2 separate regions of the Homo sapiens genome follow, and region 1 is linked to region 2. A link is an interaction called in ENCODE POLR2A ChIA-PET data of the cell type or tissue named here. Cell type or tissue: Panc1. All regions are shown on one strand.

Region 1 (5,000 bases), 150 kb before region 2:
TAAGTCTCCCTTCCCCTGGGCATTTGGCTGTTAATAAGGGATTATCTGAGTGATATTTTGGGCTTGCCCATTCATTTGGCAGAATTTTATTTTTTTAGTGTCTCTTGCAAGATATAATGCTAGGCATTGGGGATATAAAGATGAGTAAGATGTGTCCCTACCCTCCTGGAGGTCATGATGAAAAGTGGGGAACAGATATGAAAAAAACCCCACTAAAATACAGACTGAAAGAACTGTAGTAATAGTAGAAACATGATGCTCCAACAATGTAGAGAGTCATTAAGTGTGCATATACTATCTTGGGCATTTGCATAGCACTTAGGGAGTTAACAAGTTGGTGTTTATCTTGGCAGACCACCTTCAGGCAGCTACCTTTATTGTGGGTGTGTGACCTCATGTAACTTGAGTGGGATTTTCCATGTCATTAGTAGTTCCTAGGGAGTAGAGAGTAAATCTCTTTTTGGAAGAGGTTGTATTCTCCTGAATCCAAAATACCTTTCTGTATGTTTTGTTGTCTTTTAAGAATATTTCTCAGACGTTATATAAGTAATTTCATTTTTTCTGAGTCCCTTCTTTGGAAAAGGAGTTCTTGCCAAATGAAAGGGACACAGTGTTTGGTTTTTCAGTTCATTATGAAACCCCTACCACCCTGTCTCCCTAAAGAAGTAAAGCCTGGGCCGGGTGCGGTGGCTCATGCCTGTAATCCCAGCATTTTGGGAGGCTGAGGTGGGTGGATCACTTGAGGTCAGTAATTTGAGACCAGCCTGGCCAACATGGCCAAAACCCATCTCTACTAAAAATACAAAAAAATTATTTGGGCATGGTGGCGCATGCCTATAATCCCAGCTACTCGGGAGGCCGAGGTACGAGAATTGCTTGAACCTGGGAGGTGGAGATTGCAGTGATCTGAGATCGTGCTACTACACTGCAGCCTGGATAACAAGAGCAAGACTCTGTAAGTAAAGCCTGACCTTTTTTCTTCCTAGAAAATGGCTTAGTTTATTTCTATATGAAGGATTTGAAAAACTGTAAAAATAATTCATTAGCATCTTATAAATTGATACAGGGATTACCTTGGAGCTTTATTAAACTCTAGGCTGTTGGTTATACCTATTACCTTCATATTTCTCTTAGTGGTATTAAATCTATTCATTTATCAAATAGATTAGATTTATTATTTATTTGTATTATTAGCTACATAGTATAGAAGGTACTGGGGAGACTTGTAATATGGTGGGGTTTGCCCACATTAGGAACACATGTTTTTCCTCATGTTTAATTTTTTTTGGGGGGGTGTCCTTTAACTATCTCGCGTTTCAGTACATATGCCATTTCCTGTCCCAAAGGAGCACATAAGTCTAGTCCTAATCTTGGTGCTTGAACCCGCAGTTCCAGAGAAAAGCAACTGGCACTGAATGCTCTCTGGCTCATCTTTCCATCCAGGATCTGTCAGCTAGCCAACAGGTGTGGGAGGTGTGTTTTCCAAGTTTAATGTTGCTGTTAGTGGGATACAAAAGAAATAAAAGTTACTATCTTTGGCCTCAGAATTTAGGAGGGAAGCCTTGCAAGAATACAACATTTAGAGATTTCTAGAACAAAAGCGGAATTTAACCAAGTACTTACTGTTTAGCATAACAAATTTAGTTCAGTTTCAGGTTAGAGATTGGTGTGGATTAAATAAGTTGACCAAAGATCCATTGAAAAGCTGAGTGGGCCATCGAAGAATGGGTGCTGTTTGAATAGCAGACTGGGAGAGCAGGTTAGGACAGTCCAGGCAGGGGTCGGCCTGAGGCAGGAATGCATATGGTATGCGCAGCGTTCAGTAAAGAGAACCTGGTTGAAGTACAGAATTTGTGGGGAGGAATAGTGCCAGATAAGTTAGGTAGACCAAAGAAGACAGGCTTGGAATGCTAGGCACGGAGTGTCTGTTGGCACCTGAAGGGAATTGGGGCGAGGTAATAAGGTAGCACGTCAGCCAGAGACTGGAGAGTACATCTCTGTCTGAGTAATTTTGGCCCCAAATTTGTAATGTGGGGATGGGAAGTGTATTGGTCAGTCCTGATAAAGAGTTATGTGTGCATCTGTGTGACGTGTTAAAATTGCTTCCTGCCACTGCTCGTGTTTGGTCAGATAGTAGGTTAGGCTGAAGGAAAGAGAGGTAGTAGCCACAGGACAGATAAGCTTTGAGAAGCCAGAGTGGTTGGTAAAGTATTTGGCTTTCATTTAGTATCTCTCATATATATATATATATATATATATTTTTTTTTTTTTTTTTTTTGGTAGAGAGGAGGTCTTGCTGTGTTGCCCAGGCTGGTTTCGAACTCCTGGGATCAAGCAACCCTCCCCCATCGGCTTCCCCAAATGCTGGGATTACAGGTGTGAGCCACTGTGCCCAGCCTAGTATCATATTTTATACAAGATAAATTTTACCAAAAATTCTACCATCAAATATAGAAGTTACTTTAGTTTTTTAAAAAATAATAGTTCACATATTCTGTTTCATGTCTTCTCTTGCCTCTCACCCTGAGCACCCACTGATTCATACCTGTTTATCTCCCCCTCCTTTGCTTCTTAGCTCCTGTTTATTCTTCAGGTCTGAGTTTTGGGATCATTTCATTTGGAAAGCCTCAGGGCTGTGCCCAGGGTGCTCTGCCTGGCCCCTGTACTCCCCCGAGCCATCTCTTATGCCTCACTGTAATCCCACCTGTACTTGTCAGTGGCTTTGCTACCCTGTGTGCTCTGAAAGCACAGGGACGAGTCTTGTTTGCTCCTGAATCCTCATCTGTCAGGGCTGGTCAGGCACATAGATGCTACATGGTTAGTAAATATTTGTGCAATATAAAGGTTGGACTTCTTTGTTACTATCATTACAGCTTCTTAAAAAAAAAAAAAAACACTGGCTGGGCGCAGTGGCTCACGCCTGTAATCCCAGCACTTTGGGAGGCCGAGGCAGGTAGATAATGAGGTCAGGAGTTCGAGACCAGCCTGGCCAACATGGTGAAATCCCATCTCTACTAAAAATACAGAAATTAGCTGGGTGTGGTGGCACACATCTGTAATCCCAGCTGCTGAGGAGGCTAAGGCAGGAGAATCGCTTGAACTTGGGAGGAGGTGGTTGCAGTGAGCCGAGATCGCGCCACTGCGCTCCAGCCTGGGCAACAAGAGGAAGACTCCGTCTCAAAAAAAAAAAAAAAAAAACTCCTTGATAAACACCTTTGTGCTTCTATGTAGTCATTATTAACATATATTAAAAATTACTATATTATTATAACGTTATGATGTTATTATAACACATTAACATAACATGGTTGTATTATGTTTTTTTCACATGTATATTCCTTAAGTATTTTCCTATTATTGGGCACTTGGCTTATTTCCATTTTTCTTTTTTGTACTCTATCTAGTACTACAACCATAAACTTCTTGTACATACAGCACTTCTTTTTAATGCTTTTATTTTTTTGAGACAGGGTCTTACTCTGTCACCCAGGCTGGAGTGCAGTGGCACCATCATGGCTAACTGCAGCCTTGACCTCCCGGGCTCAAGCCGTCCTCCCACCCCAGCTTCCGAAGTAGCTGGGACTACAGGTGTGCGCCACTATGCCTGGCTAATTTTTGTATTTTTTGTAGAGATGGGGTTTTGCCATGTTGCCCAGGCTGGTAATACTTTTAAATTAAGAACGATAAAGGAAAACCATACACCAAAGCACATTTTTTTTTTTTTTTTTTTGAGGCAGAGTCTTCCTCTGTTGCCCTGGCTGAAGTGCAGGGTCATGATCTCGGCTCACTGCAACCTCTGCTACCAGTATTCAAGCCATTCTCCTGCCTCAGCCTCCCAAGTAGCTGGGATTACAGGCACCCACCACGACGCCTGGCTAATTTTTGTAATTTTAGTAGAGACGAGGTTTCACCATGTTGGCCAGGGTGGTCTGGAACTCCTGACCTCAGGTGATCCGCCTGCCTTGGCCTCCCCCAAAGTGCTGGGATTACAGGTGTGAGCCACTGTGCCTGGCCAAAGCACTGTTTTTTTTAAAGGTGTGTATGTTTGTTTATATATTGTGTTTAACTTCAAAATGAGTGGTCTATAAAATAGCATTTGTTCTGCCCAGATTTCATTTTATAGGGAAATAAATGCTTCAGTTCTGACTCAGATTAAACAAATTATAAAATGAGGCAACCATGATACTCAGACAAAGAGAGAGACACTGACAGGGTGTACGGATGGTACCATTTTAAGTAGGTTATTTAGGGATGGCTTCTCTGAAGAGGTGACATTTGGACAAGGCCTTGAACAGGCTAGGGAGCCATGCGGAGGTATAGGAATAGAGCCTTCCAGGCAGAGGGAACATCAGGTGCAAAAATCCCGAGGTGGAAGCCTGCTGGTTTGGTCAAGGAACAGTGGAAAAACTCTGGGAGAACAGTAGGAGGTGATACCAGGAAAGAGGGGCAGGAGCCAGGCCATAAAGTTCCCTGTGGACCATGCTAAGACCTCTGGCTTTCATTCCAAGTATAATGCCACTGGAAGGTTTTCATCAGGTGTGTGTGACAGAATCTGATCTCTGTCTTATAAAGATCACTTTGGCTGCTGTGTGAAAGTTAGACTGCGATCTTTACCAGCTGGAACCATGGAGGGTGTTGAAGAGAAGAAGAAGGTTCCTGTTGTGCCAGAAACCCTTAAGAAAAAGCAAAGGAATTTCACAGAGCTGAAGATCAAGCTCCTGAGAAAGAAGTTTGCCCAAAACATGCTTTGAAAGGCAAGGAGGGAGCTTATTTATGAAAAAGCATAGTGCTATCACAAGGAATATAGGCAGATGTACAGAACTGAAATTCGAATGGCAAGGATGGCAAGAAAAGCTGGCAACTTCTGTGTACCTGCAGAACCCAAATTGGCCTTTGTCATCAGGACCAGAGGTGCCAATGGTGTGAGCCCAGAGGTCTGAAAGGTGTTGCAGCTTCTTCGCCTTTATCAAATCTTCAGTGGAACCTTTGTGAAGCTCAAC
Region 2 (5,000 bases):
GTCCCCTGGGGTTCCCTCCCCAGAGAGGCACACGCTAACATTATGCTCTGTGGCAGGTTGCCCTGTCTGCTGTGCTCACCTTCACAAAAACCCCCAGATTACTGCATTGTTTTGGTGCCTTCAAGCCAGCATCTGTTGTTTTCATGTATTCTCAGTATCACCTTTGGCAGCGTGCAGCCACTCTTGGGTAACTGCCTGGGTTTCTTATTTCTTAAGTATTGATTTTTAACAAAATAGCCATCTGATTTCAGAGTTGCATAGGGTTTGAGTAGTCTGCTTTTTACCCTGTATTTTACGTAAGTCCTTTCATTTTTAGTGAACATTTTTGCTGAATATGTGGTCTTCCCAGTAACATATATTGTGTTATAGCAGAAATATCTACATAAGAAGCAGTGAACCACAGTGTGTTCAAAAACTGTGTTCCAGAGGAAACAGAAATGTTCTTTAGGTGGCTGTTTAAAAATTGGGCTCAATAATGAGCAAAAACATGTTGAAAGGTCAATCTTTGAAGGTATTTTTATGAGCAATTAATGATCAGATTCAGGAATGCAGCCTGGTGATGACCTACTCATGGATTCCACTCTTCTACCTCTTAACTTTCCACCTTCCTGGGGCCAATTGATCCAGAAATTGTTTGAGCCCACTAGGATTTTCAATTCTTGGATCCCCCCACCTTTCACAGTCACTCACACCCATGGCATCTTCCATTTCCATTTCTGTTGTGTGTCTTTTTCCATGCTGGTTGGTTCCAGCAGGACAGGGATCTTTTTCCCCGATGTATCCCAGGTACTTGGAAAAGTGTCTAGCACATTCTAGGCACTTACTCATTCCCTAGATACCTATTAGCGCAGGCAGAGTTAGCTGCTAGATGTGAGTGCTTAGCCCTAGGTGCCTCTCTTGGGTAGCATTGTCTCAGCTGTTCTTCCTTTAGCAGTTGAGTAGGAGACATGTGCACAGAGCAGTTGATGGGAGGACTTTTTGGGAAGAGTCCTTAAGATTGATATTTATATGCAGAAATGACTGTCCAGAAGGTTTACCTAGGTTTAAAAAAATTGATATTCAATTTGTTAAAGTTGCAAATTGAAGGACACTGTTACACTTTTTAAAAAATTCAGCTTATAAATCTCATTTATAAATTAAACATTTTAATCACTTTTAAGGGATTTTGAATTACAAATTAGTCTTGTTTATAAACTCGTTAATATCTTCAACATTTAAGCTTGCCTTTACTAATTTAATATTTGGTTTCTATTTTTAAAAAGTCTATTAACACAAACCTCAAGTACTTAACTCTTCTTATAAGTTAATTAGACTTACAAGTGAAACAGCCCTAAAAAATTCTCTTAGATGTTTCAGTGTTGTGCATAAACTTCCTTAGGTTTCATCTTGACCACAAATCTGAATCAGTTACACAGAGGGAGAAAGGACAGCATAATCTAGTACCCCACTGCTGGTGGGTTAACGTGGAGTAGAGGACAGCCTCTGTGCCTTTGTCTTTTCATCAATAAAATGGGGATAAGAGTACCTACCTCCAGAATTGTGATGGGGATTAAATAAGTATATACACAAGCACATAGGTGCGGAACTCAGAAAGGGCCAGTCCTATATTAAAATCCTTGTTAAGTGTTACTGTTTTAGATTGGGGTTTTAGATTGGGGTTACAAGGCCAGTTTCTAACAGACCAAATTCTTTCAACTATAAAATTATTTAAAATATAAAATATATCCTGATTTTTTGACCCCCAAAATGTTAATACGATACTTTTGATTCTGTTAAATCCTTCTGCACTTTTCTAGATCTTCACAGAGATAAAAGATGTATATTAAGTTAAGGAAGTGAACTGCCACCCTAGTTAATTTGATTACTTAATTTTTAATCCTCCTTGGTTTGAAAGATAGTTGCTAAGTCTCCATTATCAAAACTCCAAAAGGGGATGGCTCCTGGCCTCACGTGATCTAATTCTGAATGAGGAAAGACAGTGAATTACTTAAGGTGTCGCCATGATAAACTAGGGTAAATCATGAATATTTTCAGAGATGTTACTGCCTCACAGTTGTATGATATGTTCTGTGAGTCTTATTGGTTGGTTGTAAAAGCAAGCTGACAGCCTTCAGAAGACCTTCTTTGTTCAGCACAGAACCTGGAGGTACTTGATTAATTCAGTAGTGTGTGGAGAGAAACAGTGGGGCAAGGAGTTCTTTGGTTTGACTCTCCAAGCCAGATGCTAAAATCAGTCCGGAGGACTGTGACAGAGTTCCAATCACAGTGCAACAAGATTTATATTTACCTAGAATCTAATTGGACTGAGATTTCCTGCAGTTATATTAAAATCCTCTGTCCTTTTTTCTTAGTGAGCAAGCATTTGAACTCCTAAGCTCTGGAGATTTAGCTTTAGCTGGCTCAATTAATTGTTAAATGTTCCCCTTATTATAATTATACATAGATGCCTTACTTTGTAGTAGCTAAGAAAATTGCTGAAAGAGTTGTTTAATCTGTTATACTCTATCAGTTTTGTAAAAAGCTCTGTTTAAAGGGAAACTATTTTCATTTGAAGTGGCATGGTGGTATTTGAGTTGGATAACGTAATTTAAATGGAAATGCAGGAATTTGGCTCTTTTTCTTGACAGAGATTGGCTTGTATTTGACATTGACCCATGTGTTTGTCATCTTTCCAGATATTGCCTTCTATTTATTCTGACAGCTTCACCAGCTGAGAAAACCAGACTTTCCAAAATTAAAAATACTGTCTATGAAGATGGAGCAGTGTATTTTGTTTGTTAAATTACTTTAAAATGTATGTGGACAAGAGTGATTTGTTGTTTTAAAAAGTTTTAAATACTGCAGAATAGATGGCTGTGCATGAATTTTACTTTGGAGCTATGTGAATACCCTAAATACTAGAAAAAGTGAGGATAAATGCTTCACTATTTTACTCCTTCCTTAGTATTAGTCTGAGTTTTATAATGCGTATTGTAAGTACCAGAGATAGATGGGAGAAGGTAAGTTAGTCACTTCATTCTTTTAAGTGAATGCTTAAATGCCTGGAAATGGGTAAATTTCTAGTCACTTTACCAAGTCCATTGAATTCATACATAATGACTATTTGTCATTATATATGCATTAAATATCCAGTACCTTTAAGTCTTTTTCATTATTTCACCATTAAAAATGTACTCAAGCTAATTAGGCATCATAGTATATGTTACATATGAAAGATACTCCACCACTGTTCACTCATTTAACCCCTAAATGTGTTTTCTGACTTACATCTCTAGATTTCCCTATTCAGTTATGTTTGCAAGGAATGCCTTTTCAGTTATGTACAGAGTGATAGTGTAATGTGTAAAATGATAAACCAAACTTTAAAAGGCAAAGGTACAGTTTTATATCCCTTTGAAGGCTGCAGGCATTGTTCTGGCTTTCTTTGTGTTGGACAGATGTTGATACTTGACAGATGGAGTGTTAGTGTCTCACTGTAGACTGATCAATAGAGATTCATATAGTTTAAAAAAAAAAGTTGGGAGGGGAGCTTTGATTATAGTTATACCTCTCTTTTAGAAAGGGAAAGTGGAGTGAGTTTATGATACAGATTTTTAGCATAATTTCAATATGTTGTTTTTTATTCTTTTTTTTTCTGAGACAGGGTCTTACTCTGTCACCCAGGTTGGAGTGCAATGGTGCAATCTCTGGCTCACTGTACCCTCCACCTCCCAGGCTCAAGCAGTCCTCCCCACTTCAGCCTCTCAAGTAGCTGGGATCACAGGTGCATATCACCATGCCTAGCTGTGCTTTTTATTCTTAATTTTTTCATTAACATTTTAATTTGGGCTCTATTTGTAAAGCTCTGTATAACTTGGCTCTAAAGCAGGCTATCATTATTATTAGACAGTATTTAGTTTTTAGACTTTACTTGTCCTGGCCATCCCATTGTGCTGGTATTATAAAACATAGCTACTGTGCAGTTACCAAATTGATTGTGGCAATGTTAGTAATACTGTGTATAATTATAATTTTTCCTTTTTAGTAGAGGGAAAGGAAATGTCACAAAAAGGTCTCACCTGGTATGCTGTATTTTTACATCCTTAGGAACAGTTTAACTGAAAAGTAGTAGTTTAATTACCACTATTTCACAGCATAGAAATACACATAAGGTTTTGAAGTTTGCATCTGGTAATTACTCTGTTAGCACTCAGACTTGGGGAGATGATATTTCTTCCTTGCAAGGAGTTATATAACTCAGTTTCTAACTAGACAATGGAGACTTGATTTCCAGTTTATTCTCTGGACTGGCTGGAAGATATTTGGTTGGAGAAAAACTCGGAGCTATCTTTCAGGGTTATAAACCAGAATGATTTTGAAGTCTGCAGCAGCTATCCCCAAAATAGATATTTGGCATCATGGAGCGCAAGCTTTTTAAAGATTGCAGTTGGCATTTAGGTCAGGATTGGTGGAGGCTGGCTGTTGTAGAGACCATCAGTTTTGTCATATGTTTTACTTCTATTATCTCCCAGTTGTCAGGATTCTAAGTGCTGTGGCATCTGATACATGAACGTACGGATTTCCAGCACCCTTTTCAGTGTTGTTTCTCTAACTTAGCTTCTGTAATGATTAAGCGTGGTCCATTTTTATGTTCTCTCCCCTGAATTTACTTACTGCTTCTTCTTTTGCCCTTTGAGTACATTTATAATATTTGGCTATAGACTTCAAAAATTTTTCTTGGCTGGGCGCGGTGGCTCACGCCTGTAATCCCAGCACTTTGGGAGGCCGAGATGGGAGGATAATGAGATCAGGAGATCGAGACCATCCTGGCCAACATGGTGAAACCCTGTCTCTACTAAAAATGCAAACAATTAGCCGGGCGTGTTGGCGGGTGCCTGTAGTCCCAGCTACTCAGAAGGCTGAGGCAAGAGAATGGCATGAACACGGGAGGCGGAGCTTCGCGCCACTGCACTCCAGCCTAGGCGACAGCGAGACTCCATCTCAAAAAAAAAAAAAAAAAA

Evidence for each region. ChIA-PET counts read pairs that join two places held together with the same protein. Peaks named below come from ENCODE experiments on the same cell type or tissue, not always from the same donor. Only the 100,000 strongest peaks of a DNase experiment are listed, where the experiment ranks them.
Region 1: POLR2A ChIA-PET joins it to region 2 with 5 read pairs; 3 of 35 experiments call an interaction of 5 or more read pairs at or near these places.

What each region holds. Positions count from the first base shown.
Region 1 is chr1:8,786,561-8,791,560 of GRCh38, reverse strand. The region is part of intron 1 of RERE (arginine-glutamic acid dipeptide repeats); the gene reads left to right. It also overlaps the pseudogene RPL7P7. Among named protein-coding and RNA genes, the nearest start is that of RERE, 29 kb to the left of the region's middle. In Panc1, no CTCF peak of the experiment used is centred here; no DNase peak of the experiment used is centred here.
Region 2 is chr1:8,638,791-8,643,790 of GRCh38, reverse strand. The region is part of intron 2 of RERE (arginine-glutamic acid dipeptide repeats); the gene reads left to right. Among named protein-coding and RNA genes, the nearest start is that of SNORD128, 150 kb to the right of the region's middle. RefSeq lists a silencer at 13-142. In Panc1, no CTCF peak of the experiment used is centred here; no DNase peak of the experiment used is centred here; H3K27ac peaks cover 466 bases.